Linked DNA regions of Homo sapiens: all the other regions are linked to region 3. Evidence: chromatin contacts called from ENCODE Hi-C or POLR2A ChIA-PET data. All regions are on one chromosome and are shown on one strand. The core of a region is the stretch at or near the end of the contact, and the rest is flanking DNA. Distances in the headings are between cores, read along the strand shown.

Region 1 (3,444 bases), core at 885-3,384, 670 kb after region 3:
TATTAATAAATTATCATGACATGAGTGTAATGTAATTTGCTATGCTTTGCCTGCCAAGACATCTTAGGTGCTCAGATGTTGCATCACCTGAGGTGCTCAACTCCATCCATAGCCAGTAAATAGCTGAAAAGGAAGGAAACTGTTTATTGTGGGTCTACCCACATGTCTACTTGGCAAGCCCTTGTTTTTTGTTATTGTTTTTGTTTTTGTTTTGAGACAGAGTCTTGCTCTGTGGCTCAGGCTGGAGTGTGTAGTGGTGCGATCTCGGCTCACTGCAACCTCTATCTCCCAGGTTCAAGCGATTCTCCTGCCTCAGCATTCCGAGTAGCTGGGATTACAGGCGCATGCCCCCATGTCTGGCTAATTTTTGTACTTTTAGGGGAGACGGGGTTTCACCATGGTGGCCAGGCTGGTCTTGAACTCCTGACCTCAAGTGATCCACCTGCCTAAGCCTCCCAAAGTGCTAGGATTACAGGCGAGAGCCACCGCGCCCAGCCTAAGCTCTTGTTATCTAAACACTCCTTGAAAATAAATTCTACATTCAGCAGCCCAGATTTATCACCTTCTTTCCTTGTTCAGTGTTTAGCAATCCAGTTTCTGCTCCCAATGTTGTGTCAAAAGATCTCTTAGCCAATCACCAATGACCTCCTAATTGGTAAGTCTACTTTATGTTTTTCCTGTCCTTGAATTACGACTTCTCTCTGCTATACTGCATTTTTAATATTCTCCTTTGTTAGGGTTTACTTCCATATTCCTGTTGAATAGGAAAGGGTACTACACTCTCTCTGTTTTCCTTTTATCTATCCACTCCTTTTTATTTGTAAATAAATATTTATTTGGCTTTCTATTATATTCCAGGTACACCTGTGAGCAAGATTGGTAAAGTCCTTGCCCTGAAGGAACCTCCATGTTGGGGTTGGTGAAAGGAATATTAAAGAAACAAATAAACACATAAACAAAGCAATTTTATTTTAGGCTTCTTAACCTTTCTCTACTTCATACATAGGCTTCTTTCTTCCAGCAATCATTTCATCTTAGTGTTTTTTGGGGTTCCCTCTTACTGTCTCTTCTCATTATGCACACTTTTCTATCCTTTCTCATAGTTTCAACAAATCTGTTTAGTCTTGATCTCACCCACAACTCATGTATACAACTGTCCATCCACTGATATCTCTACCTGGTTGTCTGGCAAGCATCAAATTCAAGAAATGTCAAGATAAATTTGTTATATTCTTTCAACTTGCTTCTTCAGGAGGGATCTTCTCAGATGAAAAGTCTACCCTAGCCTAAAAACTACTATATACTCATGGAAAATGCAAATCATTACTCATCATTCCTATGTCTCTAATCTCCCAGAGTACCAAAATAAAGTACTGGTTTTCATCTCTGATCTTCCAGAACAATCCACATTATAAGTACAGTGACTTCTTTATTCTAAAATTTGTAAATAAATAAATGCAACCTCAGGGACATGCATGCACAATGAATCCTTGGAAGCCAAGTTTAAGTCTGGTGTTCCTAACTAATTCTATTCATTTCTGGAAATAGGTATTTACAATAAGATGTTAACATCAGAAATCTTGATTTCTATTTCCCCACACATCTATGTTACAAGTTTCCAGTTAATATCAGGCTCTGAACATCATGGCATCTCACTAAAAACTAGGAATGTACTAGGCCCTTAATAAATATGTGTCCGTTATCTCTTGTGTTTACTTAGAGATCCTGTACCTTGAGGCTGCTGCTGGCCAGTCACTGAGAATGAAACAAAACAATGAGAATGAAAATGAAACTGAGTAACTTGTTTTCTATTTTAACAAAAGGTTTTGAATTTGTGCTGCGAAGTAAAGGATACACGTATGTCTTTGATTAAACATTATGTGATGTATTTTCTGCCCTTACCTCTTGGCTTTGTTATTGTCGAAGATGATTTGAGATCTGTTTTATTTGTTTAACAACTGTTTGGCAATCAAGTGAATCTACTGTATTTTCCACAGCGTAGTCTTTTCCTTTCTTTTTCTTAAAAACCTAACAAAACAAACAACATCAGGGCAGTAGCCTCATGTGTGCTGGCCTGACCTGCTATCCAATCCGATTGGGCACAGGTTTCCATCCTGCTCACCCAGCAACCTGGGATGCAAGTCTACTAGCTGGCTGGGCTCATGTTCCCTCAGCCAGCTGAGTTGCTAGCCTCGGGAAGATGGTATCCTTTTTCAAGACAGAAAGGCAGCTGCTGGAGGCCACGGACCTGGACCTGGAGAAAGGCACACACGGACACCTTAGGTGGCACCCTGTCTATATTGTACCCTAAAACCTCTTCGTTATTTGCAGGAAAACACTTGCAAGGTACAGAGTGAAGTCCAAGCATATTTTATAGAACAGGTTGATTACAGCTATTAGAATCCAATTCCAATCTATATCATCACCTTCTAAAAGCACTCATGTTTTTCCCTCAAAACTTTTGCATGTCGCTTTTATTCTGACCAAGGTGAAATAAATGCCTGATTACTCCCACAAGCCTGAGTCTTCTCCCTCCCTATCCTCTGTCTGTATGCTTTCATCCCTGTCTCTGTTTTTCTGTCCTCTCTCTCCCTCTTTCCTCATACTCCAAAGGAGAAAAGGGCTGAGGAAGAAGATGTGAAACAGGCTTCATTGCCTTTAGCTGCTTCTAGAATGCTAAACCACTAATAATAACAATATTCACCATAACGAAGAAACGGGTCCAAAAAAGACTAAAAAACCTCTAACTCACATTCAGGTTATTTAAACCCCAGCATTTACAGGAGCTCGTTAAGAGAGATGGTGCATGACAACGCTACCCACGAATAAGGATGAGAACTTTAAAAGCATTTCTTTAAACAAGCAGAAAAAAAGAAAAAGAAATGCACCATCCTCAGACCCAGATGCAGGGATTGGGAAGGGGAGCAGTTATTTGCTAAAGGTGTGCCTCTCCACCCCCATTTTGGGGATCTTTGTATACACAATCCAGCCCCAGACAAAAGGAACAGGGCAGCTTTAGAGTCTTCAGAACTGGGGGCTGAGGAGGCGAGGGAAGAGAGGGGCATGATTGATGGAGTTCTGGTTGGCTTATAAAGGGCAGCCGGGAGTGCAGGGAAATAATCAGGGAAAAGGGCGTCCCGTGCTGGCTTTCTCAGAGGGGCGAAATGAATCCTGCTCCTCTGCATTATTAAGTTGTCAGGCGGGCTGATGATGAAAATCTGAAGGTCAGGCATAACAAGAAGCACCTTATGGGGGGGATCACGACCTTTCTGAAAGTGCTACACTCATGTTTATCTGCACCTAACCCTTATCCACAATTCTTCATTTGATAAGAACATTGGGAGAGGGGGAGGCAGGGAGGGGTGTCTCCTCATATGTATAAGCAGTGAGTGAAATTAGGCTTCCCGTGAAACTGATTGTAGAGGCTCAATTCACAGTGAAAGA
Region 2 (3,628 bases), core at 986-3,485, 790 kb after region 3:
AATGGCCCCAAAGCACACAGGTAGTGATGTCCTATTTTCAGACCCCCATTGACCACAGGTAAGTGAAACTGCGGAAAACAAAATTGTGGATAAACGGGGACTGCTGCACTTGGTTGTATTATAGAAGGGTAGTTTTCACTGTCTTATTCTTATAACCTAGATAAAAAGCAATGGCTTAACAAAATAGTAACAGATAAAATGGATGTGATCATGTGCCTGGCTAAACTCAAAAAGTAGTAAAATGTTTGTAATTAATAAGGCTAATTGACCACATAGAGTCTGAAAATTGATTTCACTGGGGTGGATGCAGAGGGATGGGGTGAACCTCACAAATCTCCTTGCAGGGCACAGGGGACCTTCATTACTAAACGGTATCCTAACCCTTAATATCCCCTCAATCACTTCCTCCAATACCTGCCAGCTACTGGGAAATTGTGCCTTCCCCAGGGCAATTCCTGCACATTCTTTTCCTTATGCCCAAGCCTAACACTTCTCTGCCTGAAATATGAACTCCTCCCCTAAATTCCTACTTTTTCTTTGGAACCTAACTTTCCACTTGACTGGGTCTTCGAAATATCCATGGCTCTCCCCATTGTGATGCCATATAGCTCTTATCTACTGTATTGTAAATATTTCTTTACATGCTAATCAAACTTTAAGAAACTCAAGTAGGAGCTCATAACAAAAATAAGTATTACGTTTAGTTCTTCTTCCTTTTAATACCTGACACTAAGTCTGGAAGACAGCAGCTAATAAATAAATGCTAGCTGAATGAATGATGAAAAAATGAATAACCCTGAGTCAACCATCGTATCTTTAAGAAATTATTATAATAGTAACAACAAGGAGATGACTAATATAATTTTACTAAGTTTAGAAAGCCTTGGAAGGTTAAACTTCATGAGAGCAGTAGTCCTACCAAGTGTTTTATTATATTAGCAATTATCTTTTACATTCTAGTAAAATCCAGGCCTTTATTCATATTTTTCTCTGTGAAAGGTACAATCAATCAATTATGAAGGTGAAATTATGTTGATGCTGAGGCAGTATGGGGAACCCTAAATAGTTGGAGTACTCAAGTCACAGAAAATCATGAAAATGAAGCTCAAGTGATGGATTAGTGAAGACGATAAGTCCCTCAAATTTGAGTTGCAGCGATAAGGGAATTGAGGGGGAAAAAAAAGCTAAGTAGAAACTCACTTGAAAAATGCACTTAAGTCTTCATGATAAAATTTCAAACTTCTTTTATTACTATTCATTTTTATCTAAAAAATCATGTTAGCATTTAGTCCCAAATTTCCAAGCCTTGTGTTCGTCTTTCTCTGCGATGTTATCAGCTGGAAGGGAAAGCTGGCCGTGAAACTGTTATGTTAAGCACTTTTCCACAAGAACTTATTGCTTTAATAAGTAGGGAAAATGCTCTTAAAGAAAAAGAAATGTCATTCAAGATTCATTAGAGGGAAAAAAATAAAAAAGAAACCCATGTGATCCTCCATCGAATTCAGACTTCCTTACCATGGAATACTGAACATACATACCCTGAGGTCTTAACAAAGAGTAGGAGTAAACAGTTACTCATCACTAGAAAGAGAATTGTATATTCTCCGGGACAATGCACTAAGACAAGAGTACATAGACCAGTGTGTACACCAGGCAGTTATTGCCATGTCCCTGTAGACTGGGGATTCCAAGATAAACAATGCCTCACACAGGTAAGCACTCAATAAATATTTTTTGAAAGGATAGATGAACATTAGAAAGCAGTTTAATGCTCTTTAATAACTATAATCCCCCCTTGTAGATCAAACTCTCATCTTATATGAGCTTATGGCAGAAGCCACAATTACTTTTGCACCAACCTAATACATAGAATTAATTTATATCTATAAGAATTCACATATCAGCATAATCTACTGCCTTAGAACCTCATGCCTCTTTAGGAGTTGTTTTATTGCCATTGTCTTACGGTTTTTACCACTTTTGAAACCAATATGTATTAATAACAATAAAGTCACTTTATGACCTCAATGAAAAGATGTGGATTTTTTTTTTCTGACAAGGTGTTTTTTTCCTAATTAACCTTATTTTTAGAACTTGTTTTAAACACATGTGACTAGACATAATCAGCCTATGGTTAAAAATATAATACTATGATGAGTCATGTGGGTAGCAATGAAAGGGAAAAGAGATGACTCACTTTCCCAGCAGTGAGCATTCCTCTTGTCTTCCTGGTTTCTGGCCACCTCCCTCCACTGCCCCATAAAAACCCTGCCTTAGCTAAAGCTAGGCAATTTTTCTCACCTTCCCTCCGAACCTTGTGCTTAGACTACGAAGTTTGGACACTTTGGCATGAGGCTATTTTAAAGTCTGAATCCGATGTGGTAGGAAAAGCAGGTATAGAAACGGACCCCCTACATCCAGATTACATCTGCGAATGAAACCCAATAATGTTCTCAAGTTCAAAGCAATCGCCCACTCACCCGATGGTCTCTTTGGATGATTGAAAATGGCTTAAGCAAGTACATATGGGCTTAAAGAGCCACTCAAAATAACTGAAAAGCAGGTTGTCCACAGAGAAGCCATGTCACTTCGTTGACAAATAAGCGTGGGCTGAGCTGGCAAGGGGCTTCCCGGGGGCTCCTCACCCGCAGGGGGAGAGGAAACGTCGGGTGAGTGTGGGAATAATAAGTGAGCGCGGCGTCCTCTCTGGTTCTACTATTCTATAAATGTTATATTTGTTAGGCGAGCTCCCTCCCTGACCACCCCCCAAGCAGTTCATAGACAATAAAACACCAGGAATCCCTGAAGAGTGGTAAAATGCTGACATGATTTAAGAAGGAAGACTCTGATAAGAAGATAAAAACCTAATAAACAGAGTCTAGAGAACCTTGGTTCGTCTCAGCCGCTTGCCAGTGTAAGCAAAACCCTCCCAAGGAAAACAAAAGGAGCCTTAATGGTAAGGACATTCCACTCGCAGACCATCTGAAGGAGAAAGTTGAGGCCGTGACCTCTGCAGACTGCAGTTATGAGAGCTCGGACAAAAAAATATTTGATTTGGTTCAAGAAGCAAAATCAGTCACTGGATTTTTTAATATCTTTTTTCTTCAATAAAAAAATAATGTATTTTATGTGTGCTTGAGAGAGAGTTGTGTATACATGGTAAATATTTCTCCCACCCATGTAGTTTTTCTGTTTAGCTTGGTCTTAATTTCTTCTTGGATTTTAACCCCAGGAAAAGGTGGATTCACAGGCCCATTGATTTCCCTTTTTTAATTAACACAAGGCTCCCGAAAGCTCATCTGAAGTTTCACACATGAATCTGCAAATATGTAAAGACGTACATTCTCTCCAAGAACCAGAATGAGAATCTGCAAAGCTGTGAGTTTATTGTTGAAAATTTAGGGAATGCTAAAAGAATATATTAGCATCTTTGAAATCTAGAACAGAGAATTCCTTAGAAAATGCTTAAATGCACATAGGCTCCCAGGCTAGCTAAAAAAAAAAACCTACAAATGGTTGAAATTCTGAGCAATTCTGTTGCAACATCGATAGACATATGTAATAAGAGATATCTGTGAAGTTATTTGTGCTTTTGGTATTTAAAGAAAATTTGTAGAATTAGAGAAGA
Region 3 (3,523 bases), core at 24-2,523:
ACCCCCACTGCTTCTTCACTTTATTCCAGGCCTCTCCAACTTCGACCCTTTGGAGTGGCCAAACCAGAAAGAGAAGGGAGGGAGTCCCCGCATGCCGAGGACCCCAAGAACTCCTTTAAAGCATCCTCTTCACCCCACCTCACCCCCAACCCAGAGAGCAACAGAGCTGGGCCAGGTTCCTGCAGCAGAAAGCAGACGCCCAGGCCACCGGGCGGAGTACATCTGCTTGCTCAGAGGGTTCCTTGGCCTGGCAGTCTTTGCGGAAGGACCCCCTGCTCTGCGCCAGGAGGAAGCCATGCCACTTTCGCGCCTTCCATCATCTCGTGCCTGGGAACTTGCCCTGGACTTGCCCCGCGCCCCCCGACCTCATCCTCAGGGAGCTGCTCCTGTAGGGATGCCTGGGCCTCCAAAGGGCCTAACGCCTTCCTGAGGGCCCCATTAGCTTCGCCTAGAAGCCCAGTCCCCGAGCTTTGCCGGCTCTGCGCGCGCTCTCACCGCGCCCTCGCTCCCCCGGGACGCAGCCACCGACCCGGGCCGGGACAGCAGCCGGCAGGACTCCGGGCCCTCCCTGGCTCTTGGTAAAGAACACTTCCGCTATCTCAAAGTTGCCATAAGAAAATAAATACAAGTGACATTGTACTGGGCCAAAGCTCATTAGTTCGTTGTCCAGGCCTAATAAAGGAACAGAAGCGCAAATTATAGAGTTCAGCTTCAACACACGCTCTGTCACCCGAGATCAGCGCACCGCGAGCCTGATTCCAATTGCTCCGAACTTGCAGCGCAGTTCGCCCCCCACCCCCTCCTCTCAAGCAGGAGGTTGGGTGGAAAAATATAGTTCCAAAGGGGGTAATGATCAAGCTTTTCCTCTCGGAAGCCTGCGCCACCTCATTTCCCATCAGTAATCCCAATAAAATTAACGTCGTGGCTGCAATTGAAAAGAGGAGGGCCCGCAACACTCCTGAAATAACACACTCTCCCCAGCAAAAGGTAAAAAGCAAAACGGCCCTTTGTTCAGCTAATTAACGAAGGCCCAACTCCGAAAGCAGATGTGTTTGCTTAGCTAATCACAAGCATGTTTCTTTCAAGGAACGTCATTTCGAGGGGGCCGCTCCGGGGGAGATGGGATAGAGGGACACCACCCCCCAGGCCCATTCTGCCTCGGGTCTCTCACCCCGGTCTAAGATCCAGAGGCTGAATCCAGGCAGCCCGTCTTTCACACCTTTCTTCCCCTCAGCCCTACCCCAGAGGCCCCATAGGCAGAGACTTCAGCGCTAGCCCCAAGGCCAAACCTGCAAGACACGAGGGGGAGAAAAATAAAAGTTTTAATGACACAGATGCCATATTAAATGAGGCAGTTTTACAATTCACTTTGAATAGGACGCTAACTTATTACAAGTGTGTTATCAGAAGGACGATAAGATTTACAACTCCAAGAGTCAGCTTTGCGCCTTAATGACAATGGATGTTAAGAGGAGGAAATCTGTTCTCTATTAGAGGAGATGAGAATCCCTTCCCGGGTTTGGGGGCATTTACAGAGGCCTCCAGGACAGATACCAAGCCCTTTGTGTCTCTGTATGAAAGATTCTCTCTTTCCCCTTTGGCTATGAAATAGGGTCTCCTTGTTGGGTTAGCACCTTGCTCAGCTTTTTACCGTGTGCTTGGGATAGAAAAAACAGAAGGAAAACGAGATAGAATTGGGGATGGAGATAGAGGTGGGGTGGGGAGCGGTTCTTAGCCCTCTGGTTCCTCCAGTAGTACTACTTCCCGGTCTTTCTTTACCATACAAAAAATAGCTTTCCCCTAAACCAACACAGTAAGCAAACTTTAAAAAACTGAGGTCCTATTACAAACCAACGCCCAGCACTAACTGCTTTAAAATTACTGCATAATTAGATTTAGTTGAATTTCACCATTAATTAGGCAGCCGCACTGCAGGGAGCCTTTGAAATCTGAGAAAATGGGAAAAATCATCTGAAGCACGTTTTTTAAGCCCAACTTCAATAAATCTTGACGAGGCCTGGAATTCAGAGAGTATCCCAGGCGGCTGAGGGAGAGGGTTGTCCAGGCCGGGGCTGGGGATGGAGCTGGACGTGGCGGGGCGATATCCCATCCGCCCGAGAAGGGAGCCTGGGCCCGGATCCACTATCTCTGCAGAGGCCCTCAGAAGACCCTCTCTAGGAGGCCAGGTCTGTCCCACGGCCGCCCTTGCCCACTCTCAAACCTATTAGAGAAAGAGGGTCCTCCGCTGCAGTCGCTCTCCTGCCAGGGGCACAGTCCACGCGGGCTCACACATTTCTAGGGTCTGCGACCACCCGCCTGGAACCGGCCCTCAGCCCCTGCTAGACCCTCCCACCCCCCAATCAACCCTCCGCCCGGAAAGCCTCCTTTCCCACAACTTGGGCGTGCAAAAGCAGCAAGTTCTGCCCAAGTCCAGCGGGGTTCGCATTCCGCCCTCCCCACCGCGCCCCAGCTCCGCTCGGGCCCGCGCAAACCCCGGCGCAGCCCCTGCATTAATGAGCGCGAGAACTGACCGAGGTCTGTAAAGACCGTCCTCTTCCCATCCCCCTATACCATTCAAACATTTAAGATCATTTGCGGATACAGACTTTTTATTTTTCTAATTTGGTTCTTGGAAGGAGAGGGGACAGGAAATCAACTCTCCTGAATATGGGAGGGGGAGGGGAGAAGGTACAGCGTTACCAATATTTTCCTTACGAATTCTGTTGCTTTAATTAAAGAACCGAGGACCGGACTCACTTGCCAGCAAGAGTTTAAAAAAGGGTTTTCTGCCTGCAGACGGAATGGCCTTTAGCGCCCCCCGCCCTCCTTTTTTTCTTTTTGGTAACCAATGTGTTTTCTATTACCCGGCCCTGCCGAGCCTGGCAGCCCGGCGCTCGCGGTGCAGTGGGAGACGCCATGTTGGCTCAGCTCATAGGACCAAGTCAAAAGCGAGATTCGAGGCAGAGTTTCACACGCTCGAGCTCCCCCTGACCGCCCCCCGCCCCCGCCCTCGCCCCCCCCGCCTGTCGCCGCTTAATGCACATCCCAGGAGTGCAGCTCCGCGCGCCCGGCACCCCGGACTTTCCCGGGGCGCTGGCGGAATTCTGCCGCACGTAAGTGGGGGCGGGGGCTGGGGGGCAGGCACTTTCCCGTAGCAGCTGCCAACTCCAGGCCCCCGTCCCTGCAGCCGGCTAGAGGCTAAGCCTCGGACGTCGCCCGCTAACTTTGAGCCCCAGCTCCTCGCGGCCCAGGGAGAGCTAATGGTGAAAGGCCGAGGCAGGGCGACCGCGAGCCGAGCGAGCAGGCTGGAATCCCCCCCGGGCTCAATCTTCCCCCAGGTTTGTTTGAAAGTGGCGAGAAGCAGCGAGCGCCCCTCTCTCTCCTTGCACTATTGTTGCATTTCGCGTCTAACTGGGTTCTCTCACACCCCCGAGCGCCACGAGGAGGAGGGGGAGCGGGGTTGGGAAAAGAAATAAAGCGAGCTCAGATCAGATGAAAAAAAAAAAAAAAAAAAAACCCAGCA
Region 4 (3,516 bases), core at 177-2,676, 880 kb after region 3:
GGTTTTTAGATAATTTTTCTAAGTCGGTGACACTTAATAGTGCATATTGGCCAGATGCGGTGGCTCACGCCTATAATCCCAGTACTTTGGGAGGCTGAGGCAGGCAGATCACGAGGTCAGGAGATCGAGACTATCCTGGCTAACACAGTGAAACTCCGTCTGTACTAAAAATGCAAAAAATTAGCTGGGCGTGGTGGCGGGCGCCTGTAGTCCCAGCTACTCGGGAGGCTGAGGCAGGAGAATCGCTTGAACCCAGGAGGCAGAGGTTGCAGTGAGCTGAGATCACACCACTGCACTCCAGCCTGGGCAAAGGAGCGAGACTCTGTCTCAAAAAAAAAAAAAAGAAAAGAAATGCATAAATGTATATTGGTCTTTAAATAACCTTGTCTGGCTACTATCTAATATTGATCCATATAAACCTAAATGTATCTTCTCTTTTCCCAAACCCAAAGGATAGAAAAAGTAAAAATAAGGTAGCTTAAAAATACATTCACATTTCTTTATTGGCAACCGCTTCAGTCAAAACCCAGGTATAATTTTTCTCCTAATCACAAAGTGTCACTAATGACATTTTACAAATATATTGACTGTATTTTCTTGAGAGCTGTTTATAAAGTGGATACAATGGTTCATCCTGGTATTTGGCCACCTTTGTTACTTAGCAGGATTGACTGGAGATTGGATCTGCCCAGGTCTCCTGTAATCTGTCCTTTAGATGAGAGGGAATCGGAAAACCCGGACGCTACCAAAAATGTGAATTCAAGTGAAAAGAAAACATGTCCTAGCTTTTGAAGACCCTGAAGTAGTTGAAAAAAGATGATGGGTGTTTTTGACTCTAAAGCTCATTCTAAGGCAGGGAAGAAAAAAAAAACAGCAGATCTCTTTGCTTTTTCCAAAGAACGCTTTTGAGAAATGTGGCATTCCACAGAAGAACACAAAACAGCTAAAGCTTTTAGATGGAATTAAAATAATTGCTGACATTATTTAGAGCTAAACTACAGGCAAAGAAAACATTGAATGACCCAAAATCATGTATGTGGCATTAAAAATATATATATATTGAAATGGGGAAAACAGATTCAGAAGAAATGATTTGTAAGGATGTGGTTAAAACTATTTATATCCTGGGTTCTATTTGTTTTACAGCTAGTGCTGCACGGACAGCATGAAAGGTTATCTTTGACAAGGTTTTAGCTATTATTTTCTTCCAGTGAAATGGTATTTCTTGAGAAAAAAAGGTCTTTGGAACAAAATAACAATAAATCCTGATTTAGATACATAAACCTGCCATTGATATCACATAATATCAGTGTTCTTTCTCACTCGATACAGGCGTTTTAAAGATAAATGGTAAAACTGAACTGGAAATCCATCTGGCCGGCTGCCTGCTCTAATGAATAACCCCACTTTGGCTCGTGCAATGTAAGCAGAAAGTTCTCTCCCGGCCTCTTTCGTCTGTCATGAATCTACAAGACAGCCGACATAATATCTGGGCGACAACAGTGCGCTAACAGTGCAGTGACTTCCATTTTCTTTGCTTTCTATTGATTTTCACTTAATAACTGGCGAAATACTAAACGTCCGCCCTGAGTACCTAATAAATCCTGCCTGAGCTTTTTATTGAGGAGAATTTAATAAAAACAACCATTGCGGCTGAGGGATTTTTCTTTTGGACAGAACATAGGGGTAGGGGACAGCGAGGTTGGGGCAAGAGGTAGCCATTTGATTTTTTTTTTTTTTTTCTTTTCCAAACAGGACTTCTTCCCTTTGGAATGCAAGTGCGGTGGCAGTGTCAAGGATGCCTGTGTGTTTGCAGCAGGTTCCTTCCAGAAGCAGCTGCAAGTGCCACCTCCAGGCCATCTGGCCAATGTGAGGAAAGGAGGCTGCAAGGGCTTGGCAAAAACAACTTTCTGTTCCTCTGGTATCCCCTGATAACTGATTTCAAGTTATGGCCAAGGACTGCCTTATCGCCGTCAGTGGCTGTCAAAAATTTATAAGTATATTCATTTCCCTATTCAACTTAATTGGTATTTTGGGTATGACACTAGAAAAGCAAGTTAGACTTGCCTGTTGGAGTCCAAGGATACCTCCAACAAAATTCTAGACAATAAAAGAAAGGGTAAGTGTCTGAGGGGAGGGGGCACTTACAAATTATTCCATTTAATGCTAATTCGAGGCTTCCAGATTCATTTTGGGAAAATCAAAGAGCAAGAGCTGTATGCATGGCTTTTTAAAACACAAAGAAAATTGGGAAGCATGGGCTTCCCAATTTTCCTGCGCATAAACTTCTAGAACAATTTCTATTGTTGATACTTTAAAAAAAATCTTTTTCTTTTCTGTGATGTGGTCTTTTAAACTCATACCACAACTTATGGCTCCCTCTACTTCCTATATTTTAATTGATCTTGAGGTTATTTTCAAGTCACTGGGCTTAATGAACAAATATTTTAGAATTTCTTCCTTTATATACACTCATTTCTGTCTCAATAAAATGTCTAATCAGGAATTCACTTGTGTAGAAAATAAAAAATAGAAGTACATACCCTTCAAGTGAAGTTAGTTGTTTCTGTGATTTTATAAAATCCATGGACCTCAAGTTTGAGTATCATTGTTATAAAAAACACAGCCATTCAAGCCATGCATGGCACAATTACTCATTAACTGGGCAGCTTTTCCTTCAGAACACGGGAATATGGGGACAGAGGCCATGTGATAATGTTGCAGGCTCCATGTCATGGACCAGTATGGAAATCCTAGCTTTTCCTCCTCTGAAATTGGGTTACTTTGTCCATGAAATGGGGATATTCTTGCCGAACTAGCATGATTGACATCATCTCACCAAAATCTCAACAAACGTATGGGTACCCAACAAATGCTGTTGATTTATTTCATTGGGGTACTTCAGTAATGAGAAGTAGTTAATCAACCGGGTTAGGGTTTGAAATTGGCCAAATCTCAGAAATCACCCTGATGCGACTTAACTCTTCTCTGCCTCAGTTCCCTTATCTCTAAAATGGAACTAATATCAATGTTTTTGAAACTATGAAAAGAATTAATGCACATTAAGTCCTTAAGAGATTTCCTGATGTAAACTGTGGACCTGGGGTGACAATGGTGTGTCAGTGTAGGCTTATCAATTATAACAAGGGGGAGGGGGCTGGGTGGAGCAGGGGTGGTGGGGCAGCTGTGGGGGGGCAGGAGCTGTATGAGAAATCTCTGTCCCTTCTACTCAATTTTGTTGTGAACCTAAAACTGTTCTAAAAGAAATTAAGTCTATTTTGAAAAGTTTCCCTGCACATACAAATACTCCAAAAATATTGGCTCTTATGATTTACAAATAGTGCTCGAAAATAACTGAAAGCAGTCTGTGAATCTTTACAAAGAAGAACTTGACTGTTACGTCATTCTGATGATGGAGCTTTCATGTAATTTAGATAGCAATGCCTTTTTGTTAACCTCAATTTTTCTTTTTGAGTATTATATCCTTTCTGTCCCCAATTCTTGCTGAAGGGGGAA
Region 5 (3,649 bases), core at 107-2,606, 900 kb after region 3:
ATACACATAGCTCTGCTTCTTGCTCCTTACTGGAAATAGGCTCAGTGCTGACGGGATCTGACCTATTGGTGGGTGGAGGGGAATGAAAGGTCAAAACTGCATTTGACCCTTTGTTCCACAGACTTACTTCATAGCCGAGCAGTCACATTTTGATTTAAACTTCTTTTTTTCTAGGCTCTAGATCGGTTCCTTACCTTGGAGCATGCCCCCTTTACTGATCTCATACATTTTTATTTTATTTGATGCTTCATGTTATGCTTGGATTATAGAACTTCCATTCGGTAAAGGTTCTGTAACAAATTGTTCTTTTGTACAACTGCCAGATATCTCAGACTAAAAACATATTGGGGGGAGAAAGCCAGATAAAAAATTAAATGAAGGCAAAATTAGAGGCCTGCTAATAAAATCAGATTTTCTTGACACTTTTAGTCAATGCAAAAATAATTGTGGGAATATAAAAGGTTTTTTATGGTCAATTATTCTTGTCTTAGTAAGTATCTATAATCATAATCCCTCAGAATAGGTAATAATCCTCTGCAGAGGGAAGTGAGACTTCCCCACAGAACCATAAGGAAAGTAAAACGTTATCATATGCATGCATAAAATATATTAATATTGAAATGTGCTGGCTGTAAGGTCAGGTGGGGAAATAGCTTTTTTTTCCGCCCTGAAAAAAAAATATATATATATATATATATATATAAACTATCTGACTTTATTGGGCTGCTGACATCCAATTGATCTGCATTATTCTTAGCTGGCAAGAGCCTATATACCTAAATGCCTCAGATAATAGGTATTACAGTATTAGGTAAAAAGCCTCCATGCAGTCTATAGCAAATATCAAAAAGGTAGAAAGTGTAAAATAAGGGAGATTAAGATGACACCAGAAAGCGTTGAATGAGGTGTCATTTTGCATTTAGAAAGACAACCAGGAAAGTTAAGACAGAAGAAAAAAAATGCCCCTTTCTCACTAGCTGCCCTTAAAGGTTTACAAATGATCTGTTAACAGAAATGAGTTTCTCTTGGGCTTCAGACACCATTTATTACTCTGGGAGAGAGACAAAAAAGGAGATGGAAAAGACTGGCAAATTATGCTTATTTGAAGGCAAAATGCTTCCCATCAGCAACATGATGAAAATGTACCAAAGGTGTCAGCCAGATGTTGACATGTTAATATTTTTCATGAGGTCTTTCACTGAGGAATGAGTACAAAGAACTTTTTGGGTGTTCTTTAGAATATGAATTGAAATGCATTGCTATGCTAGCTGCCTTGCCTGGGAAATCACGATCGTATTTGATGATGAAGAGGAAGAGGAAGTGTGTCCTAAATAGGGGGCTTGAACCTCGATTCCCTGGCTGCCTCCCAGATGTCTTGTGCTACGAATGGGCTCATCTGATCTCTCCTAGTCAATTTCATTCTGGAAAGTAGCCAGTGGGCCTAGTTCACGACCCAGTGATGTCATTATAATTCATTCTCCCTCACCACAAAGACTTCGGAACTTTCCAATTTACAATGGGTCTTTTTAATAAAGAAGAGAGTCATGTACAGAATTTTTAAGTGTTTCTAATGATTTATCTTTTTTTTTCTTGTTATAGCCTCAAAAAGGCCTATCTTCTTTGTATGAATGGACTATCAAAATCATTTAAAGAATTTTATATCTTTGTTAAAGTACACGATGTGTTTTATGGGCTGAAAGGGGATAACTGAAGCTTATTATAAGAGAACATTGTGTCCGAACAGAGAAACTTTACATTTTATGCATAAAGAATAGAGGATCTAAAATTTCATATGACTTAGGCCATGCTTCATCATGAACACTTACAAAGTAATTCTAAGTAGGAAATATGCCATTTTTAGGGATGTATTCTGTGTTTTGAGACTGGATTTATAAGATGAGGGAGGGGCTGGAGGCTGAGAGAGACATATGTAAGTCATTTCAGAGCACAGGCTGTATCATCCATGTGTTCTCTCAACACCTCTCATGGGCTGTAAGGAAATATTCACTGATGAAGATTACATATGAATTGAACTCAGCATTGGAGAGTTAGGGCCGTCTCCCAGAACCTCACCTCCTTGCACTTGGCTTACCCTCCTTGCTAAAATAAACTTTGCTGGATGACGTCACTTATCCTTGGCATGGATCTTTAAAATCCTGGGTAGTACAAGCCTAGTGGATGATCAATGCATTTGTGGCCTGCACTGTAATTTAACTTGCTCTGTCTGACAGGAGATGTGGAATAGCTAAAGAGAGGCTTTACTTGTAATCTTCTTATCGCCTTATCCTGGAGTGTTTGTGAAGAGCAAGGCCTTCCCTACACTAACTCCCAGCTGAGGGTTAAGGCTAAGAAAGAGAAATTGCCCTGTTATGTGTCTGATGGTGTGACCTGACAAAGCCCTCTCTGGATACCTTGTGAACCCTGGCCTTTCATGGCCAAACGCACCTTGCCTCTCCTGAACCACTTGTTTGTGTTCTGTGAGCTGATTAACAGAAATAACTTGCTATAATTATGATGTGCTGGGAGAGAAAAAAAATTGTACTCTTTTCTTACCGTTTCTTTTTTTTTTTTAATTTTCTTTCTCGTTTTTTTTTTTTTTTTTTTGAGACAGAATCTTGCTCTGTCACCCAGGCTGGAGTGCAGCAGTGTGATCTTGGCTCACTGCAGCCTCTGCTTCCCAGGTTCAAGTGATTCTCATGCCTCAGCTTCCTGAGTAGCTGGGACTGCAGGTGTGCACCACCACACCCAGCGATCCTGTTTCTTTTCTAAAGCATAGAATTCTAAATTAGATCATCATCCTTAGACCACTACTAGCAAGAGACCGTGAGTGAGCAGAGGGAGGTGGCCAGACCAGCGCAGGCTGGACAGGAGACAGGGAACACCTTACCATGGAAATGGTATAGAAACGGACAAGACTGACAGAAAGAGTGGGGGGGTGGAGGAATATAAAAAAGGAAAAAAAAAAAAGAAAAGGAGGCAGAGTGAGAGAAGGAGAGAGAGGGAGAGAGAGGGAGAGAGAGGGAGAGAGAGGGAGAGAGAGGGTCTTAATGAGAAATACACACAAGTGGAGGAGCTCAGGAGAAAAGCAGCTCAGGGTGTGGCAAAATGAAGGAGGGTGGCATGCAGACAGAGGGCTTCCTGGAGAGGGGGACACTCACCTTTCCACAAGGCAGTTTTCCTGTTTTTACAGAAAGCTGAGCAAGAGTAGACAGCTTGTCTGTCTCAGGTGCTCCAGGGCCAGCTAATTCACACTTTTCCTGATGACTTTGAGGAACGTAAAACTCTTTAGTGTAAGCACTCTGCGAATCTGATCGAGGGAAACACTCTTGCCACTTTCCTTCCGGGGATCAGATTCTGGCTATGTTAGTGGGACAGTTAGTTACATAAGCTAGCAGTCACAACCAAGGAGAAAATGCCTTATCACGGCCATAAATAGGAAGAGCTGGGAAGATCCAGAGGGGACATGTGACAAGCTTTATGGAGGAGATATACAGTGATGAGTATTGTGACGCACTAATTACAAGAAAGGAAATGATTTCTGTGACAAAATTAATAAGAGTTGCTGCTATTTTTTATAGGTCCCTTAATGGGCATATGCCTTCTGTAAATATGTTTGGATGCATATGGATAGTAAATATATGTGTATGTG
Region 6 (3,610 bases), core at 525-3,024, 720 kb after region 3:
GGGATAAAATGAGGATAAATACATACAGTTAGTCCAGGTCCTGGGACTTAGTAAGCCCTTAATATACTATAGTAATTCTTAGTATTCTATGTCCCTGTCTGGGTGGATCTCAAGGGATCTACCATGTGTTTTATTCTACCATGTCTCTCATTGCTGAGTTCCTGGCCTGCCAAGGTACCCAATGGTGCCTTCACTGCTTTCTTTTTTCTTTTCTTAGACAGAGTTTCGCTCTTGTCACCCAGGCTGGAGTGCAATGGCACGATCTCAGCTCACTGCAATCTCTGCCTCCCAGGTTCAAGTGATTCTTCTGCCTCCGCCTCCCAAGTAGCTGAGATTACAGGCATGTACCACCATGCCCAGCTAATTTTGTATTTTTAGTAGAGATGGAGTTTCACCATGTTGGCCAGGCTAGTTTTGAACTCCTGACCTCAGGTGATCCACCTGTTTTGGCCTACCAAAGTGCTGGGATTACAGGCATGAGCCACCATGCCCAGCCTGCCTCCACTGTTTTTTGTGCCCAAATCTTACCCAAGGTTTTCTCCAAAGCATCTTCACAGTTTTATTTCTTTTCCTGTTCATGTGCCTCTCTCCTAGGCCTTCCTCTTTCTACTCTATGGTGGCTACTTGGTGGCCTTTTGATTTCACAGAGGAGGACATAACTATAGTATGACTTTTGCCATCAGGTACTTTAATCAACGAAGAGGGTTCCATACACCTAATTTGATCTTTGCCCTGGAAGTTTTTTTATCAAATGAAATGTTCACCTAGCACTTGTCCCTCCAAGTGTTGTTAACCTCATCTCCACAAGTCCTCATATTCTCCAACCTTATAGGGCCTGGAATATCTGAAATCACCCTATTCCTTTGCATTGCTGCCTTCAAACTGGCATTGTTTTTCTCTTGAGCTCATCTCATTCTTATAATATCTTGCCAAATTCAATTAAGAGCAGCTAAATATTGTTTTCCAAAGTCTTCTCCTATTTCAATAGGTAGCATCCGTCTCCCAAATGAACATGGGTAACAGGCTTTCTATACATATGTTTTGAAATGTTTAAAGTTACTTCTTTTGTATTATTTTATTTTTAACTGACAATAATTGTATACATTTTAAGGTATGATGTGATATTTTGATATATGCGTACATTTAGAAATTATTAAATCAAGCAAATTAACATATCAATCACTTCACTTATCTTTTGTGTTGAGAACACTTAAAATCCACTCTTTAAGCAGTTTTGAAATGTATAATACATTGAGCATTGCATGACAAGCAGCTCCATATTTTAATATTTCCCAAATATGATATTCATTTTCTCACCTTCTTGCCCCACTGCTCAGCCAATGGCAATTATTCTTAGTTTTTGTTGTGAGTAATTCTCACTTCTGTTTCCAATTTCTGTATTAATCAGAATAGGAAAGGCTGTACTGTGGTAATAAACTTCCAGCTCTCAGTGGCCTATCACATGAAAGATAGTTTCTTTCTTGTTCAAAGTCCTCTGGAAGAGAAGCAGCTCTCCAGGGTGGAACACTTCTCCAGGAGGATTGAGGGACTCATGTGGCTTATACCTGGTTATATAGCTTCTGGGACACACATCTTTCAAGGCCTCTGTGGTGGGAGAAGGATGGGTATGGAGAACTCACACCCTTGCTTATAAACCTCCAACTGAAAGTGAAACTGTTATTTTTACTCACTATTGGCAAGAATCTCATACTTCAACCTTCCCTGAAGAGGTTGGGAAATATGGGGCATAAATGTGCTCATCTGTGTAGCATGAGCCCTTCCGCTTTGTCCTGTCTCCCTTTCTGCCTGTTTCCCTTTCTCTCAGCTTGCCAGTTGAGAAAGTATTCAGCATTCTACCTTTTTAGACACCTTTGTCTATGCACATTCAGAAGAATGAGATGGGACCAGATGATAAACTCACTGTTTATGTGAAAAAGAAAAACTGTCTTCAAGCTTCAATCTGGAAGGAAATAATAGCAAGAGAAAATTATTCAAAACAGAACATGAGTAGTGTTATCTGGAGTGAGCTATTGCTGTCGAGCACTGATTCTACATCCACAAAGGAGGTTTATTTATGGGAGTAAAGGATTGTTGGTGGGGTTTGTTTTGCTTTTTTTTTTTTTTTTTTTTTTAAAAAAAGACTAATACCTAGGCCTAATCCTGGAAATCCCAATTTAGTAATCCAAGGTGAGGCTCAGATTTCAACATGTCTCCAGGTAGTTTGGATGATCAGCTAGGGTGAGGGACAACTGGACACAAGATACTCAGGAATACTTCGTCACTGGTAGAGGACCTAGTGTAAAGGGGTGAGAGGTTGAAAATGTTGGTGGGAAAGTAACAAGATATTTAAAGAGGCAGACAACATAACAGTCGGTCAATGGGAAGGTGGGTGGTCTAGCCATAAAAAGAAAGAAGATGGCTCTTCATCTGCAATGGAAGAGATGACACAAAGAAGAAATTGTGAGACACACACCCCTTGGCAGCCTCAGACTTTCCAGTCGCCACTCACTCATTTATTTAACATTTATTGAGTAGCACTAGCCATCAGCCAGGTAGTCTGCTAGGGTCCCACAAATACAGTGCTGGACAGGACTGCCATCCTGTCCTTGGGAGGCTCCCAGCCAGTGGGCACTCAAGGTAAGAACACACCGTGATGTGTGTGGTGACAGTGGGAGAACATGGAAGGGAAGTGACTGAACCAGGAAAGACTTCTGCAAGGAAGGGAATCTTTTCCGAAGCTTTAAGCGTAAAATAAGTAACAGGTGCTACCCTCTTAAATATTTTCTGAGACAAATGAGGTATGCAAACAAACAGGGCTGAATGTTGGCCTCATTGTCCACAGGGTGCTATAAAGAACGCAAAGACGGAAGCAGATAGACCTGGACAGCAACACCAGCCTCAGCATTAGCAGTGCGTCCTGAGCACCACTAATGCTGGTCCTCCACCAGCTTGCTCCACCAGCCTCCGTTTCCTCAGTTATACAGTGAGCATGTGAACACCCTCCTCTCATGGGTCGTTCTTGAGGAATGGATGCCATTGCCTGCCTTCAGCAGCTAGCACCAAGTTTGGTTTAATGCCAGTTCTCTTCTTCTCTTTCCTGCCACTCATCACTGTCTTACCAAAATAGGGATACTAATGCTGATAATAGTATTAACACCATTATTAGATATGACTTCTACTACTAATAGTGTAAATATATTATTTTTGCACAACAGTCTACAACTGACACCATACTCTCACGCACATCACCGTTCTGAAGTTACTATCGCCTATTCTCCTTTTCCCTTCCTACCTTTTTTGTTGTCTTTGGAACAGTATTGAGTCTGCCTTAAGGTATACTTAAAATAATATAAGTGAATGAATTAAAATTAACTTGAAAAAAAAGTATAGTGAAAAAGTGATACCAATAAGATTGGCCACAATGTATTTACTGATCCTCTGGGCAGATTTAAGAGTTAGCTTTCAGCTTCCTAGAAGCCAAAGTGAAGAGAAATATTTTCAGATACATAGTTTATAGCATCCATGAAATAAGTAATCACCAGTAGCTTTGGCGATTTTCAACTATTATTGGTACTAATTTCAGACAGGTGTTTCTCCCTGGGAGTCTCAT
Region 7 (3,585 bases), core at 500-2,999, 980 kb after region 3:
TTAGTACCAGGCCAGCATGCCATGAGATGGGTTGTGTGGTCAAAATATTAGGTTTTTTCATATGCGATCAGACCAGTGGGCTAATGGTTTTGGAATCCTGCCTCTGGCAGTAGCCATTACCTGATGCTTCAGAAGCCAGAAATGAATTTGCACAACCCCAGCCCTTCAGATGTCCCCTGTGGAAAAATAGGAAATTGGCAAGTAGGATCATTTCACGGATGTGCTGAAGCTGTCATTCCTAGAAATCTTTGGCTTCAGCTCCGTGCCGGGTAAGTTCACCTGCGAATGCAGTATGAACTGTTCCCATTTGTGAATTGCTCATATTCTAGAAAGATGAAGAGCCCTGTGTTCATTCTTAGTCTTCCTAGCCTTTGGCTATTGAAAAGCCTCCTAAATACCATGTTCTGATAATGTTGGAGTTGAATGTGTAAACCCCTCTGGTGTGACTGAAACATTGAGTTGTCACAATGTTAAGGAAGGGTCAATGAAGGAAATTAAATGATTTCAGCTCAGCATTCTTTTTTGCTTTGTTTTTTCGTAGTTGTTTAATATTTAGCTGTGTAGCTGCAGAAGAAAAAATAAATGAAAAACAGAGAAACAAGTGTATTCGTTTTGTGATTCTACTATTCCCTAAAAACTTAAGCAAGATACTCATGAGGTTGTAAGTGAATGGTTTGTCTAGTATAAATTCACTCTGACATCTCATCGTACTTGGTCCTAATACAGAAAATTCACAAATCTAGTCCACGGCCCACAAACATTTTCAAAGACGTCTTTTAATTTTACTTAAAATTTTCATAATTGTCATATTGCTTTCAAAGACAAATAAACTTTAAGGATAAAATATATCTATTTTCATCCCAGTTCTGTGCCATCCTGTGTTTTAATAACCACCCTAATTTAGTATTAACTAAGAGCTTCCTGTGTGACAGAAGATTCTTACTCTATCTACATTAGGCTTTTTCTAAATGACTAAAGTTTCTGAAATATTCAACGCAATCTACCATTTAAAAATTTGATAACATCTTCATTAGCATTTGGGTGCACCCTAAACTATTTCTACCAAACAGAAGTGCAGCGTTTTAGAAGAGCCTCACGGACTAGCTACATATATTTTTTGAATGTTAAAATTCTTTCTTTCCTCCTCTTTTGATCATTTTTCTGAAGTGGATTGTCTCTCCTCTCACCATTTGTCATTAGAGGCGTGTAATTTCATGACCCCTTTCTTCTCGCTACTTCCTCTAAACAAAAGGACACAATAAATAAACACAGGAGATAAGACAGTCTCTTCCCCCCAGCCTACCCCCTTCCTTTGAGTCTTTTGAGCAGCCAGAACCACTTTAGTCCTTCAAATATTGTCCTGAATTAGTATCCACACTGATGCAGTGAGGCTAGAGTACATGATAATAATAAATACCAAATGGAAGTGTAACTGTAATATGTGTATTGATATATATTTTTTCTAGTAGTTTTGGCTAACCTATCTTGCTGACTGTACTGATGAAGGTTGCGGGTAATTGTGTACGCGTTTCTGTGAAAGATAAATGACTTTCCTTCCCAAGGACGCTTGGCCAGGCCTTAATCCTGAGTGCCTGTGTGTGTGTGTGTGTGTGTGTGAGCGTGTGTGTGTGTGTGTGTGTAACTGTTTTCTGAAGGCCTGACAAGGCATCTTGATCATTTCCTCATTTTGAGGCCTACCCACAGCCTCGCACACGGCCCCCCTCTCTGAAATGTTATTATTCTGTCGTGAGGCCTTCTTCAGCCAGGATGTTACTTCATTTCCACCTTTTGTCTCTGCCTGAATGTGAATGATGCTCTTTCAGCAATATACAGCCGCTTAAACTCCCTGCTGCTGCCTTACATAAATATACAACACCCGTCTCGCCCTATAACTCACTTCAGGCCTGGAAAAATAGTGACTTCCTTTATTGGTCAGATTCTCTAGCAATTCCCAACAGCTGTATGTTCTCACCTCAGAGGATCCTTATCTTCAAGTTTCCATTTGTCTCAGCACTATTCCAGTGGATTGCCAATAAAAATGATTCCCATTTTTATAACCCCTGAGAACGCAGGAGCCAGCTTTCTAGAGAAACTGATGTACCCCCCGCCCCCAAACACACAAATAAACAAACAAACCAAACCTCCAGACAACTTAACAAAAAGGGCTATTTTGTCTTCTGGAGAGATGACCTTAGAACTGAGTACATAGGGAATTCAGTAAAACGTGAAGTGTTGTCTCGGAACACATTAATTACATTCATGAAAATCCATGTTTATTTTCTTCCTTGAGATAATACATGGAGAGATATGGCATATAATCATTAAGAGAACACGTGTTCATAGATATCTAAAAGGAATATCACGTTCATATTAGTTGACTGTATCTTTGTTAATAAGTTTAATCACTTCTCTGTGCTTCTGAATTCTGGGCAACTTTAAAATGTGGCTGGGTTCTACTGAACTTATTTTTTAAAGAAAATGATGTAGGGAAAAAAAGAAAAGCACTTCCGAAAAATTGAAGTTGCTATGTAATTGTCAGGTGCTATAATAAATAAAGGCACTTTATTTGGGTATTGATGCCAGTTACACGTGGACATTAGTTTGCGCTCTACTGCTACTTACTGCTGCAGAATTTGGGAAAACGCGCTATGTCAAGCTCAGCCTCAGTTGTCCCATCTGCCAAATGGGAGCTAAACACCTCCCTTTTAATATGTTTTTAAATTTAAGAAAGAGAATATACACTAAAGAGTAAACGCCAAAGTGCTCTACAAATGGTATAGCTCAAGTTACTTTTTCCCCTCCATAACAAAGCTGTGGTGACTACAGGCAATTTTTAAAGAAAAATGGAAGGAGTAGGGGCATGGAATGAAGAAAATGAGTATTTTTTTTAAGCTACTGCGTACTCAACAAGAGGGCAAGAGTGTTCAATACTAATGTGTCAAGGCTACACTTTTTTTAAGGTGCAAATTCAAGGAACAGGGAAATATGTCAGGTTAAAATCAGTAATACTCATCTACTTTATGACTTTACAACTCTCCATAGGAGAAAGAAAGACGGTTACTGCCATATAGCGTGTATTAGCAGAAGGGCTTGCTGGGGAGTTTTATTGCCAGGTGGAAACTGACAATTGTTACCATCTTATGCAAAACTTTGGCTCTGGGAGTTGTTTTCCCTTTCTGCCTCCTCTGTCCAACATCCCCCCCAAAGCATGAATGATGATTTCAGAAGTCACCTGGCTGTGATCAACACATCAAATCTGCCCCCAAAGACAGTTCCCAAATAAACTAACATGATCTTTCTGGCATTTATGCTGAATATGGCCTAGAAATGAGCAGTGTTTTCATTCCTACTCTCTCTCCTTGGAGGTATGTGCAGAGGTAGCTTTTTATAAATTCTCCTCCATACTTTCAACTCGGACCAAAATGTCCAAAACTGTCCCTCTGAATGGGAAATGATTGTAATCTTATAGCCAACATCATTAAAGGCAGCCCAGAGTCTTCTATTGCCCATTACCTCAAACAGCTGTGGGTAGAACTTAACATTATGTTAGGGTCAAATGTTCCCTTGTCAGTGGGGAAATTTTTC

Evidence for each region. Hi-C counts contacts between places; a loop is a spot of excess contacts on that map. ChIA-PET counts read pairs that join two places held with the same protein, here RNA polymerase II (POLR2A). Pooled maps may share reads with other maps.
Region 1: a pooled map shows a loop between it and region 3 (3-fold over the local background). The contact joins the enhancer-like site here to the promoter of SCDAL in region 3. A Hi-C loop is called at or near these places in 2 of 37 single-sample maps with no recorded cell type and 3 of 50 pooled maps. POLR2A ChIA-PET finds 5 or more read pairs at or near these places in 1 of 52 experiments (BJ).
Region 2: a map of endothelial cell of umbilical vein shows a loop between it and region 3 (4-fold over the local background). The contact joins the enhancer-like site here to the promoter of SCDAL in region 3. A Hi-C loop is called at or near these places in 4 of 168 maps with a recorded cell type or tissue (ascending aorta, endothelial cell of umbilical vein, mammary epithelial cell and 1 more) and 6 of 50 pooled maps. POLR2A ChIA-PET finds 5 or more read pairs at or near these places in 4 of 52 experiments (BJ, HEK293, IMR-90 and 1 more).
Region 4: a loop to region 3 is called in a map of ovary, with 7 times the contacts of the local background. The contact joins the enhancer-like site here to the promoter of SCDAL in region 3. A Hi-C loop is called at or near these places in 10 of 168 maps with a recorded cell type or tissue (adrenal gland, aorta, endothelial cell of umbilical vein and 4 more) and 10 of 50 pooled maps. POLR2A ChIA-PET finds 5 or more read pairs at or near these places in 3 of 52 experiments (AG04449, Caco-2 and HEK293).
Region 5: a map of gastrocnemius medialis shows a loop between it and region 3 (2.5-fold over the local background). The contact joins the enhancer-like site here to the promoter of SCDAL in region 3. A Hi-C loop is called at or near these places in 4 of 168 maps with a recorded cell type or tissue (endothelial cell of umbilical vein, gastrocnemius medialis, heart right ventricle and 1 more) and 6 of 50 pooled maps. POLR2A ChIA-PET finds 5 or more read pairs at or near these places in 1 of 52 experiments (HEK293).
Region 6: a map of posterior vena cava shows a loop between it and region 3 (2.1-fold over the local background). The contact joins the enhancer-like site here to the promoter of SCDAL in region 3. A Hi-C loop is called at or near these places in 1 of 168 maps with a recorded cell type or tissue (posterior vena cava), 3 of 37 single-sample maps with no recorded cell type and 2 of 50 pooled maps.
Region 7: a map of endothelial cell of umbilical vein shows a loop between it and region 3 (11-fold over the local background). The contact joins the enhancer-like site here to the promoter of SCDAL in region 3. A Hi-C loop is called at or near these places in 1 of 168 maps with a recorded cell type or tissue (endothelial cell of umbilical vein), 1 of 37 single-sample maps with no recorded cell type and 7 of 50 pooled maps.

What each region holds. Positions count from the first base shown.
Region 1 is chr15:95,668,046-95,671,489 of GRCh38, reverse strand. No RefSeq gene overlaps it. Among named protein-coding and RNA genes, the nearest start is that of LINC00924, 240 kb to the right of the region's middle. Within about 2 kb of position 2,134, at least 5 of the 41 ENCODE cell types and tissues checked have a DNase peak (open chromatin) inside an H3K27ac peak, as active enhancers do.
Region 2 is chr15:95,556,303-95,559,930 of GRCh38, reverse strand. No RefSeq gene overlaps it. Among named protein-coding and RNA genes, the nearest start is that of LINC00924, 130 kb to the right of the region's middle. RefSeq lists an enhancer at 2,037-2,331. Within about 2 kb of position 2,235, at least 9 of the 41 ENCODE cell types and tissues checked have a DNase peak (open chromatin) inside an H3K27ac peak, as active enhancers do; they include ascending aorta, endothelial cell of umbilical vein and mammary epithelial cell, where a contact is called at or near this core.
Region 3 is chr15:96,340,647-96,344,169 of GRCh38, reverse strand. SCDAL (stem cell derived angiogenic lncRNA) reads right to left here and starts at 1,273. Exons shown (of 2, transcript NR_198964.1): 1 at 1,172-1,273. RefSeq lists enhancers at 1,770-2,289, 2,290-2,810, 2,811-3,330 and a silencer at 3,076-3,370.
Region 4 is chr15:95,462,626-95,466,141 of GRCh38, reverse strand. All of the region lies in intron 3 of LINC00924 (long intergenic non-protein coding RNA 924), which reads right to left. LOC105370993 (a long non-coding RNA gene) reads left to right here. Exons shown (of 3, transcript NR_188326.1): 2 at 1,333-1,422; 3 at 1,756-2,555. Among named protein-coding and RNA genes, the nearest start is that of LINC00924, 31 kb to the right of the region's middle. Within about 2 kb of position 1,426, at least 5 of the 41 ENCODE cell types and tissues checked have a DNase peak (open chromatin) inside an H3K27ac peak, as active enhancers do; they include endothelial cell of umbilical vein and ovary, where a contact is called at or near this core.
Region 5 is chr15:95,438,678-95,442,326 of GRCh38, reverse strand. The region is part of intron 1 of LINC00924 (long intergenic non-protein coding RNA 924); the gene reads right to left. Among named protein-coding and RNA genes, the nearest start is that of LINC00924, 7.4 kb to the right of the region's middle. Within about 2 kb of position 1,356, at least 2 of the 41 ENCODE cell types and tissues checked have a DNase peak (open chromatin) inside an H3K27ac peak, as active enhancers do; they include heart right ventricle, where a contact is called at or near this core.
Region 6 is chr15:95,619,240-95,622,849 of GRCh38, reverse strand. No RefSeq gene overlaps it. Among named protein-coding and RNA genes, the nearest start is that of LINC00924, 190 kb to the right of the region's middle. Within about 2 kb of position 1,774, at least 2 of the 41 ENCODE cell types and tissues checked have a DNase peak (open chromatin) inside an H3K27ac peak, as active enhancers do.
Region 7 is chr15:95,363,995-95,367,579 of GRCh38, reverse strand. No RefSeq gene overlaps it. Among named protein-coding and RNA genes, the nearest start is that of LETR1, 39 kb to the right of the region's middle. Within about 2 kb of position 1,749, at least 3 of the 41 ENCODE cell types and tissues checked have a DNase peak (open chromatin) inside an H3K27ac peak, as active enhancers do; they include endothelial cell of umbilical vein, where a contact is called at or near this core.